Linked DNA regions of Mus musculus: region 2 is linked to region 1. The links are chromatin loops, found by intact Hi-C in ENCODE. Cell type or tissue: heart. All regions are shown on one strand. Region 1 overlaps Ptprt (protein tyrosine phosphatase, receptor type, T). Region 2 overlaps Ptprt (protein tyrosine phosphatase, receptor type, T).

Region 1 (8,000 bases):
AGGAGAAACTAAGGAAATGTCTCTGCAGCCCCAGTATTTCAGGGCGTTCAAATCACTGCTCTGAGCTCTGCCCTTGGACAATCATAAAAGAGTCTCCAGGGCCTGAAATCTAAAAACGCCTTTTAAAAGATGTGAAGAGCCATATTCTCTCTGAGCCTCTATTTTAAAGTAATAAGGAATGCACTGGCCCAGTGTTGCCTCCAGTAGCAATCTACCTACGTCCCAGAAAAGGATAAATGCTGCCTGCCATGTCTACACTTGGACTGGCGAGAGCACACCCTTACCCAAACCCTCACCCCTCTTTTCCTTTCTTAGCTGTATCTCTTCACTCCAGTACTCAATAAATCCATGAGAAAGAAACAAGTAGCAGAATGTAGTCATGCAACCTATCCTATCCAGACAAAATAGGAAAGGGGCCAGAGTTCATCCTAAGGGAAGAAGACTATAGACGAAGAGACTGCAGTTGGATGCCTCTCAATATCTACATGGATGTGGGACTTAGTGTTCCTGTAAATGACTCAGATGGAAAGTATACTGTCCCAGATATGCTAGATATTGGGTCAGAAGAACACCTAAGGGTCAGCAACCACTGGTGTCCACCAGTCTCAGACCACAAGACTTCACCTTGGCCCTGAGCCATCAATTGTAGGCTCTGAGTTCATCCCTGGCCTTTGGTCCTGCTGGCTTTGAAATCTACAGTCAGTGTTTACTTTTTCATTAGGTCTTACTTTCCTTCTACTGTACCTGGGGCTGAGGATGTGGACCTGGGCAGGTCAGATGTGGTCCCTGCTTTCACTGTATATATGTTCAAGTGAAAAAGAAAAAAAAAAAAAAACAAACAAACAATCCCCTTTTTACAAAACCAGACAATTACAGGGGAATTTATATAGGAGAAAATATACAGGGGAATAGAGGGGATATATAGGGGAATACAGAAGATATATAGGGGAATATAAGAGGGAAATAAGAATTATTTCATATAAGAGACCAAGAGAAAAGTCAAGTTTAGGTTAGGCAAGCATAGGAGAACTCACTTCAGCAGTCACGATTAAGAACAAGACCTGTAATGAAGATGAGATTTAGAGAAACAACACTTATAGACAGAGGACCCAGCATTTACAAAGGTTCTGGGGCTGAAAACAAATTTGGAATGTTCTAGAAGTTTTCAGGGACACCAGCAGGGCTAAATCAGGTAGCAGAAGAGCACGGAGCAAGTGGGTGTGAACAAAAGCAAGATGTGACACAGGAGAGTAAAACATTTCACTTTTAGCCCATGAACAACGGGATGCTCTTGAAAGGAGATCAGGAAAGTGAATAAAACGAGTTGATAATTTTAAAACTCGGCTCCCAAGTTAGGACTAAACACTTACCTTTGGCAGGAAGAGTGTCCAGGAAAGACCTGTTAGAGAACTTATGTGTCCACTTATTTTGATTCTTTCCTGGAAATCTGGGTTCTGGTGTAAACAATAGAGCTCTTTTCAAAAGTGAATTAATAATCTAGTGAAGAGCAGAGAACTGGAGAGCCTACGTCCTGATTTGGAAAGGGAAGAAAAGAAAATTTCTCAGAAGAGATTTGTACCCTTGATCCCTCTGAGCCTGGATCACCTTTTAAGAAACAGGGTATTCTAATTAGTCCTGGGATGCCTCAATACCACAGCATAAAACTGCATCAGAGCCCAGCAGCTCTTCTCTGTAACGTCTATACAGTCCTTGAAATGGGTTATAGTTACCAGATGGGCATGCTGAGCAATCAACCACAGTTTCAATCAAAAGGTAACCATGGCTCAGAGAAGAAGAGCATTGGCCGTTCTTCCAAATGTCCTCGGTTCAATTCCCCGTACCCACATGGTAGCTCACAACTGTCTGTAATTCCAGTTCCAGGGAATCTGACATTCTCACACAGACATACATGCAGGCAAAGCATTAATAAATATATATAAACAAACAAACAAACAAACAAACAAATAAATAAATAAATAGCAGAACAGTAATGAAAACCATATGTACATGTCATGGTTCAGATATAAGAGAGACTTCATCTTTTCAGTAGACAGATATTTAATATGTCCCTAGACAAAAGCATTTTCTTTCCAATTCCTTCCTATTGCCATTGAGAAGTCCCCAATAGGCAGGCAAAGGAACTCAATAGACTTAGCAAAAATCTAGGCTCAGTGTTGGAAGTGTTGTTTATCCATGTGGCTTATAGCTAGGCAACATCTATTTATCTACTTCACTCAAAAACAAGGGATGGCTTTCATTGAGTTGAATAGGCAAAAAAAAAAAAAAAAAAAAAAATTGTGGAAACTATACTTCAACAAACACACACACCCTGAAAGTCAAATTCATATACCTAATCTCTGAAGTGTGTCGAGAATAACTGATGGAAGAAAACATACTGTAGACACAGGGCACCTTGATGCTCTGAAAGAATGGAATGGAGAGTGTCCTATAGCATACCCAGAATGCACTTGGCTTCAAAATCCTAAAGGCATTCAATTCGTTATTTCCATTCTGCCCCATGTTTTGTAATATAAAGGGCACTGAAGGGTCAGGAAACCAGATAAAGAAATAATGAGAATTGAGACTATGTAGAAAGATAGAATTGGGGAAGTGAGGGAGTCAGGAAAATGGAGCCTAGCCTTCAAAGGGAGACCCTAGGGTACCTGGACAAAAATGGGATGGAAATAAAACCAGTATGGACTACAATAAATGTCTACGAGTTTGAATGAATCTGCCCAGCTTCAAAAAGTTTTGGCTTGATCAGTGAATTGAAGAACCCAAGAGCTGAACAGATGTTGAGCATAACTTATATTAACCCTGTAGATCCCAAGGAGGCTTTTTAAATGAGGAGAGTCGCTGATTTCTCCAGCCCCAAGTACTAGAGATCACACGCAACTCGTTCGTGATACAAATGTGTCCCCTGCTTTAATTAAACTCCTTCTCTCATCAAGGGAAGGAGAAATAATCCCAATCTAACGTCTCATCCATGATGAACTTTGCCGTCTCTCTTCTGTTTCCAAATGAATTTGGCTTATTAAAAAAGTAATGAGCTATTAATTAACTCTACGCTCATACAAAGCTGTTTAATTCTCAATCTAATTAGCAGCAATCTGTTGAAGGATTCTAACGATTATTTTAAATTTGCTAACAGAAACATCTTTTCACTTTTCATAAGTTATTTATAGACAGAGCTCACATTGGATCCTGCTTGGGTTTTAATTTGATAACAGTTTTCCTAAGTACTTGGCTCATCTACCATCTCTGTCTGACAGGGTTGAGAGCTGTCACCACCAGAAAAGCCCAAAATAGTATCAAGGTCAGTGACATGGCCTGGACAGGGTTTCGTGCTGTCTCTGACAAGCCTCGGATGGTGAGGTACAGGAGGCAGAGGAAGAGGAACTGTGTCCCAACATTATGCCCACTGAGGGAAAACTCACCTATGCTGAGAGATAGATACAAAGCCTCAGATCGAGGATGGAAGGCATGGAATTACTGCTGGAGCAAAGTTTGGCAACCAGGGAAGTATTCCCACAGCCTCGGTAGGAATGTCCCTTTCATAACTGAAACAACAATGAACATTTCAGAAACTCTTATTTAAGAAAGAATATGCACTGGGCTGCGAAGATGCTTAGTGGGTAAAATGCTTACTAGACATGCGTTAGGACCTCAGGCTGATTCCCAAAACTGACATAAAAGAGCCCAGCAGGGTGGTGGACATTTGCAATCCCAGAGCTGGCGAGGCAGAGACAGGCAGATCCGTGGGGCTCGTGGGTCTTCCAGCCTAGCCTTAATTGGCAAATTCCAGGCCTGTGATAACCCCTGTTTTATAGATAGAGGTTTTGTTAGACATACTACAGTAAAGTGTGAAACTATCCCATCATATTGTACATGCATACCTTTTATGATTTGCATTTTTACAGACATCAAAAGCTTGTATGTACATAGTCATGTCAAGGGCTTTGTGCTCCAAACCAGAGACTCGGTGAACACATGACCAAGCCTCACGGAAGATGGACTGTGTACACAGGGGCATTTTGGTTCTTCCTCTGTAATATAACAAATTAGATTGCTCTCGGTGTGACACTCTTTCCTGCCTCCAAGATCTAATGTGAGACACGCCTGCTTGATGTGTGTCACTGCTGTTCCCTAGCACCTCAGGAAGGCTGGAAACCATTTCCTAGTCCAGGTCCTACCTGTCACCTGAAGAGGTAAGGTGAACAATGGGTTATAAAGCCACGTACTAAAACCACCTGCTGTGCATTCCCTCGTCACGCGCCTCAAGCAGACACATTTTCTATGCCTCAGTTTCCTCTTCTAGAAATAAACTAGTTGCTGCCTTACATGGTTCTTACAAGGATTAATGAATTAATATCTCTAAAACTCTTATAACACAACAGCACATAATACACACTCTGTAAGATCTAAGGGAAATTAATATTAGCTGAGCATTCTCCCTATAAGATACATAGACTCAGGGACACGATAAGGCTATTTACCTCACTAATCACAAGGCAAGAAATTCAAATTATAGAGAACATTTGGTCCTGGTGTGCAACTTTCTGTAAGCATTGTTTTTCCCTGTCCCTTTCTTGAGAAAACATAGGTAGAACATTACATTAAATGGCACCCTATTTGAGCCCTTGCCAGTGTTATTTATTAAGTGTCATTAGTCATTAAAATACTAATAATTCACTGGGTTTTTTAAAATTAAACACAGGACCTTGCAAAAATTAAATTTAAATAAGTTGAATACTAATAGTGCGGAAGCCTTGGGGAGTGTTATTCCCAAATCTACTTATTTATTTATTTTACAAAAAAGAGTTGTGGTTATAAATAGCATTAATAATAACAGTAATAATAGCCAGCATTTATTAAGCATTACCCATATGCCAGGCACTCTGTTGAGTGGGTTTTGGGCAGAACAGCACGTCAGTGTGTGTGTGTGTGTGTGTGTGTGTGTGTGTGTGTGTGTGTGTGTGTGTGTGTAGGTGTGTGGTGATGACGAATCAACACCCATGATGGTGAATTTCTCCTCTCTGGAGTACTTCTCCCCTCCCTCAACTCCCTCCTAAGTTGCTCTCTCATGGAGCCAGTGCCTGAGGATGTGGTCTAGGAGGGGATACCCAGTTACCACATCACTGCCCTCCATAAGCTAAGAAGGTGGCAGGATATACAAGCTACCAAGAAAATCAGAAGAACCAAACATGGTCCAATTGAGGACCAAGGTCTTCCTTGTGTATATAGCCTAAGCAAGGTCAGAAGATACCAAGGCACTTAAAACCAATCTCCAAATGAGTTGTGGTTTGGAGGTTCCCACTCTGGACCAGGTTCCTCTCATTGGACTACCAATTACACCATTAATCATAGTTCTCATTCAGGGCACAAGCTCATCTTGGCAATGTCTAGAAACATGCTGGGCCTTCTTACCTAGAAAAGGAGTATAGAGAGAAGACATACATTCTGCTAAGTGTCCCACACAGCATAGAATAGGCTCTCATAAGAAGAGCTTCCTAACCCCAAATCCCAATTCTATTTCCTGTGTAATCCAAGAATAAGCAACCCAGGCTGACAACAGGACGACCTGTGGGTCTGTCTGGGCAAGTACTCTCATCGCTCTATTATAAGCAACTGCCTGAGTGAACCACTGAACCTTGCTTTTCTCTTCTTCAAGAGCAGAACTTGAGGACATCATCTATACATCCCTCAACATAGCACAGCACACTCAACAGTTGTGGCAACCACAGGTTGGTTCTCAAAGCAGTTCTGAGGCCACTTTAATCTCCATTTCCCACTTAACACCAACTCTGGGTGCTGGCTGAAACCTTTGCCTTTGGGAAATGAATTCCAAACCATGACTGGAATTGGTCCTTGTCAAGGGACAGAACTCACAACTTTGGCCTAATTAGTGCCACAGACACAACTATTGACCTGGTCAAATAGAGCTACCAAAGAGTTGCATTTCTGGTTGAGTACATCTAGCAGCTGGCCCCATACAATCATAGCATGTTAATCGCAGAGCAGACCCTGTAGAATCAAGAATCTCAATGTCTACAAAGCCATTAGCTCTCAGATGCCCCTGGTAGGATGGAGGCCACTAGGTGTTAAGATGGATTATAAACCAGAGCACACAGATAAGGAATGGAATGAGATCAGGAGAGTAAATCACTCATGGTCTTTCCTTGGACAATGTTCATTAAACAAGACTAATATCAATGTCACAAAATTAAAAACAGAATAGAAGACTGCACCAAAGCCCACCAGCTGAGTACCAGACCTACCTGCATGGGAAGAAATGGTCAATAGCACTTGCTGTTCTTCCAGAGGACCAGGGTCCAATTCCTGGCACCACACAGTGGCCCACAACCATCTGTAGCTCCAGTTCTAGAGGATCAGATACCCTCATTTGGCCTCCACAGGCATCACGTATGCATGTGGTGCACAAATATACGTGCAGGCAAAATGCCCATACATATAAAATAAATAAAAAAGAAAACAAAGCAAAATAGAAAACCCATCAACCATGAACTCCATGTGAATTAATACATATTGAATCGTGTAACTTGTCACACAAAACACTAGCCCAACCTCAGTGACTAGAACACATTATAAATCTGAACAAAGGTATCCAGACGCCAGTGGTCTAGTAGTGGTCCATCAAGGCTTTGCTTGGGCTTCAAATCTGGCTCACTTGACCCTAGTCCTCCTTGAAATGGTGAACTAGGTGAGTCTGATCATTTTAAGGTAGTAACCAAAGGACAAGATACCAGCAGAAACACATGCTGCTTCCTAGGTTGGGCACAGATACCTCCGTGGGCATGGTGCTGGCTCAGGTAAGTAATGGGGATGATGTCAACACACTGGGTAGAGAGGTGTGCTCCATCTCCTCTGGAATGAAATACAGAGTCACGTGGCTAGAGGGAGGAAACAGGAATTGGTGACTACCATCTACCATTAAACCTATTCTATCATGAAAGACTTCAAGCCAGTTGCATACACTTTTGAAGTCCATGCTTACACAATGTTTACCCCCCAAATTTAACTCTCATGATTTAGTTCTAATATACAGCACTATGCCTGGACATACTACTTATTCACTATTCTCACCAATGACCCAACAGGAAATAAATAGCAGGGATCTATGTAATCTAATGGCTATCTGGAGCCAAAGGTCACCCACTATCTCCTGTTTTCTGCCATCCAAAAATCAAGACAGAACTATCCCTTTGAATCTTGCTCAAGTTTCCTTTCCAACACATAATTTTGGCAGCTAGAGAGAAGGCTCAGTGATAAGAGTACATAGTGTTTTTGCAGAGGACATGAATTCAGTTCCCAGTACCCATGGACAGGGACGCTCACAACCCATGTAACTCCAGTTCTGCAGGATCTGGTGCCCTCTTCTGGCCTCCATGAGCACCTGCACTCAAGTGCACATACCCCCCCCCCACACACACACACACCATGGACCAACATACATACATCCATACATACATACATACATACATACATACATACATACATACATACATACAAATACACGACTTAAAATTAATCTTCAAAACGTAAGTTTGCAGCATTTTCAAATGAGGATGACATAGACTAAAGAGATATGTTCCATATATGGAAAGGTGTTGAGAGAAGACAAGAGTCAGCCTCACCCCCACCTCTACCCCTACACCAGAGGAACACTACAATACACCATTCTCTAAGCCAAGTCCAAGGCATTCTGATCCAAAGCCAATTATAAGAAACTAGGTTTGTTTTACTATCAAGATCAGAAACTGAGGCTTGCACTCTCATGACAAATACATTCTCATTGAAGCTTCAACCTAAATGATGGCAGGCATTGTTCTCATGGAAGGGCAACCTGCAGATTGTATCCAAGAAGATCTGGAAAGACCAATATGTCAATCAAACGGAGTGCCCTCTTCTGAGAGTCACACCTTCCTCCTTTTATGACACTATGTAGCATCCACACATGACAGAGCCAACTCAGCTTGGTC
Region 2 (8,000 bases), 270 kb before region 1:
ATAGAAACGGATGGCCTATGAGAGTGGGCTTGGCGCAGAGAAGCTGAGCAGCGGACGGTGGCCTTTCAACACACGCCTTTACACGCTGTTTCAGAGCTACGCTCATTTCCTTTTCTTTTTTTTTTTCTTTCTTTTCTTTTCTCTCCTTTAACAAGCTTGGTAATTTTATATGAAATAAAATATGAAACCATTGAACAAACTGACTTATGGTTATGTATACAAACAATGATTCCTGAATTAAAGTAAATTTATCACAGTGTGAAAAAGGAGTATATGGGTAGTCATCATACTTATTCTAGGAATGTGAAGACTGTTTGCAAAGTTAATATGAATTTCTATGTTGGACAATTTTAGCAGGAACACAGTACGAGAAACAATGTCCAACCTATTGCTGCAAAAGAGGCTTTGGGGAAAAAGAAATATTTCCATAGTCTAGGCTTTAAAGAAATGAGCATTCTAGAATGAGAAAACAACAACCTTGGAATACCACCGTGTCCATAGGAAACCAAAGGACAAGACCAAGCACAGGAGTCAGACAAGTCATGCATTTCAATTAAATTCTTGAACACAACAAGGTTATGCCAATAGCATTCGCATAGATTTACAATTCTAAGCAATGGAATTAAAACAGGGAGGGAGGCAAGAAAGAGATGAGGAAGAAATGTAATAAAAAAATGCAGGAGATAAAAGTACATTTTGTGTTTGGCCCATTAGGTTGTGAATACTGAGAAATCCCAGTCCTCCTACCCAAAGACCTCAAGAGTTGTGGACAGAATCCAGTAAGATAAGAGCTTTAAAAATAAACAGGCAAACACAAGAGCTTTCTCCCGTAGCAGCAGTAGCCACTTGCAGATCCTAACAGGAAATAAATTAAATCACAATAGTGGCAAATACATCGCAAGCAGCTTTAAAGGAGACAGGTGAGGACCAGACAAAGAGACCCCAAAAACTACTAAGGGGCATAAAAGGAACTTTAGAAAAGTAAAGAGACATGCCCCTACAATGACCCTGAATGTGAAGACTCCACTCAACCAGATGGAAATTCTCACACACATAACAATAATCTGTACAGTGCTTGCCACGTGACCAAAGAATCTTCTGGAATTTTTCAGATAATTCTAAAGGTCACCTGAAAGGAGATGCTGAGGACGATACTTCTGTCCCAGTGAAGCATAAGGAGAAAGGATCCTTCTTGTAAGCATCAAATGCCCTGTAAAGTTGTAGTTATTCAAAGAATCCTCTGCTAAGATAAGAACAGAGAAAGTAATGATGCCAAGAACAGTCAAGGAGGAACAGGGCCTAATAAGAAGAAACCCACTTCAAGAGAGCAGAGGAATACTGGGCTAGAATTATCCTTGTGTAATCATCTGAAAAAGAGTGAATTGAGGACCAAATATTAATTAGTTTATCAGCCAGCATACAAATACAAAGAATAAAGAGCTGAACATAAAGAAGAATTTTAAAAATCATTTAATGGAGAAAAAAAATCTATGAGGATATTTACCCTTTAAGGGATACAGAAATAAATTTTAAAAACAAGAAGCAAAGGAAAATACAAAGTACTTTTATTATGGACAACATAAAAGTTAAAATTATTCATCAGAGACATCAAAAAATCTGAAGCAAATAAAAACTAGGAAAATAGACTTTATAATAATTAGCAAGTAGAGTATGATTTCCTTTTAGAAAGAACTTATAAACATGATGGAAGTTATAAAGTATTGAGGAAAAGAAACTTTAGAGGACATTTCTAAAATACACTGGTATGAGAACTGGAGTGATGGCTCAGGGCATAAAACACTGCTCACACATGTGTGAGGAACAGAATCTGGAGTCTCAGAAGTAATAAAGCTGGACCACTCTAGTAGCCCATCCCTTTATTCCGGAGGCAGTGGCAAGAAAAACAGTGAAAGCTCGCACTAGCCTGGCCCACAGAGTGTGAATATCTGTCACAAACAAGTAGCAAGATGAGTACCAATACTTGTGAAGTTGTCCTCTGACCTCCACACATCTACTGTGACATGTACACTGTCCACCCTAACACACACACACACACACACACACACACACACACAACACACACATACACATGGGCATGCACATGCACACATATGCCTACATATACAAACAGGTATGCACACATACATGTGCATCCATGCATCACAAGCACATGCATATAGACACATGCACACATGCATGTGCTCATGTCCACATAATCATGCACACATGAACACACACACATGCATGCATGCACGCACACACATAAAAATACATTGTGTTTTTGTTCATCTGCACGAGTAGAAAAGAAAATTCAAGTCAGTATGTGGTATCATTTCCTCTTATCAAATTAGTAGATTTTACAACAGGGATAATTCTAAATGTTGGCAAACATCCCATGAGTAGTCTCTGGATGTTTGGATTACATACTGACAAAAGTATTTATTGAGAGGTAATTTGACATCTATCATATTCCTTATCACAGTATGAGTCAGATTCTGTCAAAATACTCACTTTGCAAAACGGACAATCCCAACTTAGAAAGCGAGCTAAAAACACCAACAAAGATTTGCATGAAACTTCTCAAAACAAAATTATTTATAACGCTATAAGGCAGGAATTAGTTTGGATTCCCTGGGGTAAAGATGTGATTCAATAATTTATAGTGTAGCAACGTACTGTAATATAAAGATGAAAATGTTCAGTCACTAAAAGTACTACATGATGGGAAACATGAGTAGAATCCAAAGGAGAGAAAAGAATGAAACCCTAACCGTTAGAGTTTTCTCAGTTTTACGAATATATATCATTCATATATACATATATATATATATACACACATATATATACACATACACACACACACATATATATATATATATTAAACAAAGGTAGTAAGGTACACAAATGTAAAAGATGATGTATAGGAACAGTTATATCAAGGTTGATGGAAAAAAGGTTGAGGAAAGATCAGCTTCCAATTAACTATAATAGATTAATCACACACATTAAGCTCCATTTTCTCTTCCGTTCTCACTAAAAGAGCAGTGTAGGAGTTGCAAAAACATAAGCTTACATGTGCATGGGAGGCAGAAAGCAATCAGCCGAAACAAAGAAACAAAGAGATGCTATCATTTTGGGGTGAAGAAAAACAGTAGCCAGTCAGGCTGGGTGGGGAGCGCCAACACTGAGGAGCAGAAGGGAGCCAACTCAACAGAACTCTAGAAAGAACTAGAAATTGGGGACACCAGATTCCAATGCCTGGCAGGGGTGGGTATGGGCATAGGACCCAAAAGAATTATATAAAACCCTGTTAATATAATTCCCCTGCCAAGCATCCAGAATATAATCCTTTCTCTCTTCCTCTCTTCCTAGGTGAGAGTGAGGATTTAACCATAGAAGCAGATCTAACAGAGGGAATCTTGTATGGTTGACTTTATGACTTGCTGTGGGCAGTGCCATACAAAGCCAGGGGTGGTGACCCACAGGAAACAACACACTGTGTCAAAAGTAGCTCCTTGTCTGACAGTCCCTGGGCCAGCCTCCTAATATATCTCCCTGTGCCCTTAGTAGAACAGCGGTTGTATCTCTTTGGAAACTGAAGTAAAGCAGAATAGATCTCAAGTACAAATACCATGAAGGCCTCAGTGAGGTCTTCATCACCTCTGTGCAGTCCATCTGTCAGGAAATAAGCTTCTCTCTCAGCCCACACTTTCCACATGCTGAGCCCCCTCTTTAAGTAAGAATAGGCATCCAGAGACACCAAGGACCCAGCACCTCTTTAACATGAAAGAAAGAGGCGGGGATAAGCACAAGAATGCTAATGATGCATAAGAAAGGGGCATCAAGAGAATCAAGAGAACTCACCCATGTCAAAATGTAAGAGCATAATAAAAACACAATAGATGTCTTAGAAGATAAATTTGAGGGAACTGATCAGAACATGGAAATGAATAGGATGGGAAGAAAGGAAGAAGGGAGAAAAGAAGGGAGGGGAGGAGGGAGGAAGGGACAGAGAGAAGGAGGGAGAGGGAGGGGTGGAAAAGAGGAGGGAGAGAGGGAGGGATGGAGGGATGGAGTGAATTTGAGAAATGCATAAAAACAAGAACAATAAGACATAATATGTGATATAGAATAGAAAAATGTTTCTCCTTGCCTTAGTTGTGTTTTCCTTTGCTGTGAAGAGACAACATGACCATGGCAACTCTTAGAAAGGCAAATATTTAATAGAGGCTGGCTTACAGTTTCTGAGGTTTAGTCCATTATCGTGATAGCAGTAAGCATGAAGACTGGCAGACACGGCAGGCAGGCAGGTGGGAAAAGGAGCTGAGAGTTCTACATCTTGATCCACAGGTAGCAGAAGCAACTGTGTTCCACCTTGGGAATAGCTTGAACATAGGAGACTTCAAAGCTTGCCCCCACAGTGACACACATCCTTCCATAAAGTCATGTCTACTTCAACAAGGCACTCAAACGTATGAGTCTATGGGGCCACTGCCATTCTAACCACCATACCCCATCGTCTTAATTGGGAACACTATGGATATAAAGTGTCTTCTAACAGGATGGTGTGTTAAAGGTTAGCTTGCCAGTTGATGAGATTTGGGGGAGGGACTGGATCACAAGGGCTCTGAACTATCTAGCAAATTAGTGTATCTATGAACTCATAACAGTCTTTCAGAGGTGAGGCCCAGGTGAAGAAGTTTGTCCCTGGGGGTGTGTCCCCAGCCCCTTCTCCCTGTGACCTGGCTGCCTGAGATGAGCGCTTTGATTTTCTCCCTGTTATCTTTTCTTCACCACAGGCCTCAAAGAAACAGTTGGACTAGGGCATGGCTCAGTCAGTAAACAGCTTGCCTTGCAAGGATGGGAGAATATGTTCATTCCACAGAACCCATGAGGAAGGAAAGGTGGGATATGGGTAAAGTAGTAAAAGAGGAAGTGTAGGGGGGAACGGAGGGGAGAGGAAGACAAGAAAAGGAATTAAAGAAGTTGGGGGTGGTGACACACTCCTATAATCCCAGAGCTGGCAAGGTAGAGACACATGGAGAGGTTGTTGTGTGGCTTCCACGTGTATGCTCACACTTGTACATAAACACACAAGTATCCTGAAACACACACACATACACGCACACACACACAAACAATTCATCTCGGTCACAACAAACCTAATATGAAATAAACCACAGGAAAAGCCGTGTTTTATTAAGGATGAGAGCTGTATTTGGAAAGAGGGATTGGGAACACAGAGCAAAATTTCCCCTAAGACGACACATTGGAAAACTGGCTCTTACAATCTCCCATGCAAAACAAGAGCCTGGGACAGTACCAGCCCTGCCCTTTGCCCTTTTGGCCTCTTCTTTTCAGCTCTACATGATGGCTTGAGTTCAGCTATCTCCTTCTACCTCTAGAATTTCATTCCAAGAAACTGAATCCACCATAGAGGTCTCTCACCATAATCCCCATCAGAAACAGTTACCTTCGGTTACTACTGCCTGGTCCAGAGGCCAGGGGCTGCTTCTGCAGACAGCTCCTGTGGCCAGGCCTACTTCCACTGTGGCATGGTCCACAGGCGGTTTGATATATTACCTCAGTACAGGCTCCCCAAACAGTGTAAATGGCTGCTGAGACATCAGGGCCTGTTCCTGGCCTGTGTATTTCTGCTGTTAAATAAAAAGTACGTGGATGCTTCTATTTCATACAAAGGGTTCCCATGTTAGAAGCTGATCCGTCTGACATCTTCCATAACTGGTAACGCAGAGCCAAACAAAATATGGAAAGGAAAGATGGCATCGTAAGGGGAGCTCAAGGCCATGCTGAGATCTGGGCACAGTCAAGCTGGTTTTCAGGGTTGTGGGTCAGAAACTGAGAGAAACACCCGTGGAAGAGCAGAGCCTTGGAACAAAATGGTCCCAGGTTTGATTCCCTGGTCAGCCATTTACTTCCTGACACTAATTTCAACACCTTTTGGCAGATTTCTCACCCATAAAACCAGGACAATAAAGCCTCCTTTATATCTAGAGCGATTAGCAAATAATTAGATGACAACAGCTAATGTTTATTAGACACTTGCTGCATCTGTGGCGTATTGCCAGACATTTTATGTTCACAATTTCATTTAATCCTCAGAAATGAAGAATTAACTATTACCATCTGTATATTAAAGCATAAAGAAACCGCAGCACAGAAAGCCCAGGCAATCTGTCCAGTGTTAGTTGGTAAAGACTATGAAACGTGGGATTTGAACCCAGGGAGGCTGAGGCCAGATTGAATGACAGTGCTATTCATTTTATCCTGGGACAGGAACTTCTTGGAATAAGTGAGAGCCAGCTCTCTTTCCTTCTCCTCTGCCCATGTCATAATGGGAGGCTAAGACCCACTGTAAGTATGGGATTGCTCAGAGTTGTACAGATAGTGGCAATATAACCAAGATGCACTTCCTTTTGGGGGGGGTGGGATGGCTGGAGGCATCTCACATGCAAATGGCCTTTAGGAGCCCATCTGGGTATGCCCAGAACCCTGTTGATCCTTAGCGTCCCCAACCCTGAAAGTAAGTTGTGGGAACTAAAAAGGGGGGCAGGGCAAAGAGTGGGGAGGGAGGATAGCCCATATCCAGCCAGAGTTCCACCTATGCTCTGGGTAGGCAGACATGGGAGGGCTGCCAGATGCTTTCCACTCGGCCCCGGGGGGCTTCTAAGCCACTCACCCCACTCAACAGGGGGTGTACAAGGGGCAGTCTATCCCCTGACACCTGCACCTGCATCTAGCAACTTTGCTTTGGTAAGTACTTGTTTTCTTCATAACACTTACAACTGAGGTCAGCTAATTATTTAGTCTAGGGACCATATATAAACTGAAGCCTATTACAATACCTGACCAAAAATAGGTATTAAGTTAATTGTATTATGTGGCATAATAGACCATGGAGCTCTCTCTTTTACCCCCACCTTCACATTCAACACTGAGAGGCTGAGAGTCCTTCTCACATCTCCTGCCTCTGGGATGTCACCTTGAAGACTCATATTCAGGTCAGACCTCAACAGTGTCACTGCCCACCTGTGTGATTTTCTCCCTCATTGGCACAAGTATCCTATAGTTGAAAAATATATCTTTCTGAAGGCTTTGAAAACAATGTGCAAAGGACATTGTTTCTTCACAGCCGAATAGAACCCTGTTCTGTATAGGTACCTCAATTTCTATATTCCTATGCTAATGAACATCTAGGCTGTTTCCTTGTCTTGGTCGTTATGATGCATACAGCAATGATCAGGCATGAGCAGAGACAACTATATCTATACAGGCTTGGGCTCTCTTGGGATAATGAGATCTGGAAAGGCTAAGTCATATGAGAATTCTACCATTCCCAGTGGCTACACAAATTTATGCCCCCACCGGGAATGAACAAGAATCCCTTTTCCTCCCCATTCTTGACAGATAGTATGTTGCCACATGCCTCGTCATACTGGCACTTTGTTGATACGTCAGTAAATTCTCTCACACAATCTGCAAGGGGTGAAAGGGAAGGACGGGGAAGAACGAGGAGGGGCCATAGAGAAGCCTCATTGTGCTCATCAATGTAAGTGGCCAGGACAGAGAAGCTCATGCGTTTCTGGAGAATAAGGCATTCACTTTTTCTGGGAGACAAGAGACCAATCTTGGTGCCAGAGAAACCCCAGGGATACCACCAGCAGAGAGCAGTAAGCAGAGAGCCCGTGGGGCTTGGGAGAAATAGTGCTAGATTGTGGTTCCAGCTTTGTTACATACAAATCACACTCAATAAAAAAAAGTTCTATGATATCACAAAACCTAGCCTGTCATACGTTGATTCCCTAGCTAGGAATTCTTCCAATGATCATTTAACACCTAGGGAATGCCAGATATTGTGTGAGGTTCAGGAATATGAGAGTTAAGAAAATGATTTAGTAAGGGTTATGGGCAAGTACCAGGCTTCCATCAATTACAATACCAATAAACACATAACTGAAGTTTGTGGTTTGATCCATTAA

Evidence for each region. Hi-C counts contacts between places; a loop is a spot of excess contacts. Peaks named below come from ENCODE experiments on the same cell type or tissue, not always from the same donor. Only the 100,000 strongest peaks of a DNase experiment are listed, where the experiment ranks them.
Region 2: a loop joins it to region 1, with 2.2 times the contacts of the local background. A loop is called at or near these places in 2 of 42 quality-filtered maps.

Annotation. Positions count from the first base shown.
Region 1 is chr2:162,578,541-162,586,540 of GRCm38, forward strand. The region is part of intron 1 of Ptprt (protein tyrosine phosphatase, receptor type, T); the gene reads right to left. Among named protein-coding and RNA genes, the nearest start is that of Ptprt, 79 kb to the right of the region's middle. In heart, no CTCF peak of the experiment used is centred here; a DNase peak (open chromatin) is centred at 3,321; H3K27ac peaks cover 1,569 bases.
Region 2 is chr2:162,311,970-162,319,969 of GRCm38, forward strand. All of the region lies in intron 2 of Ptprt (protein tyrosine phosphatase, receptor type, T), which reads right to left. Among named protein-coding and RNA genes, the nearest start is that of Ptprtos, 75 kb to the right of the region's middle. In heart, no CTCF peak of the experiment used is centred here; no DNase peak of the experiment used is centred here; H3K27ac peaks cover 456 bases.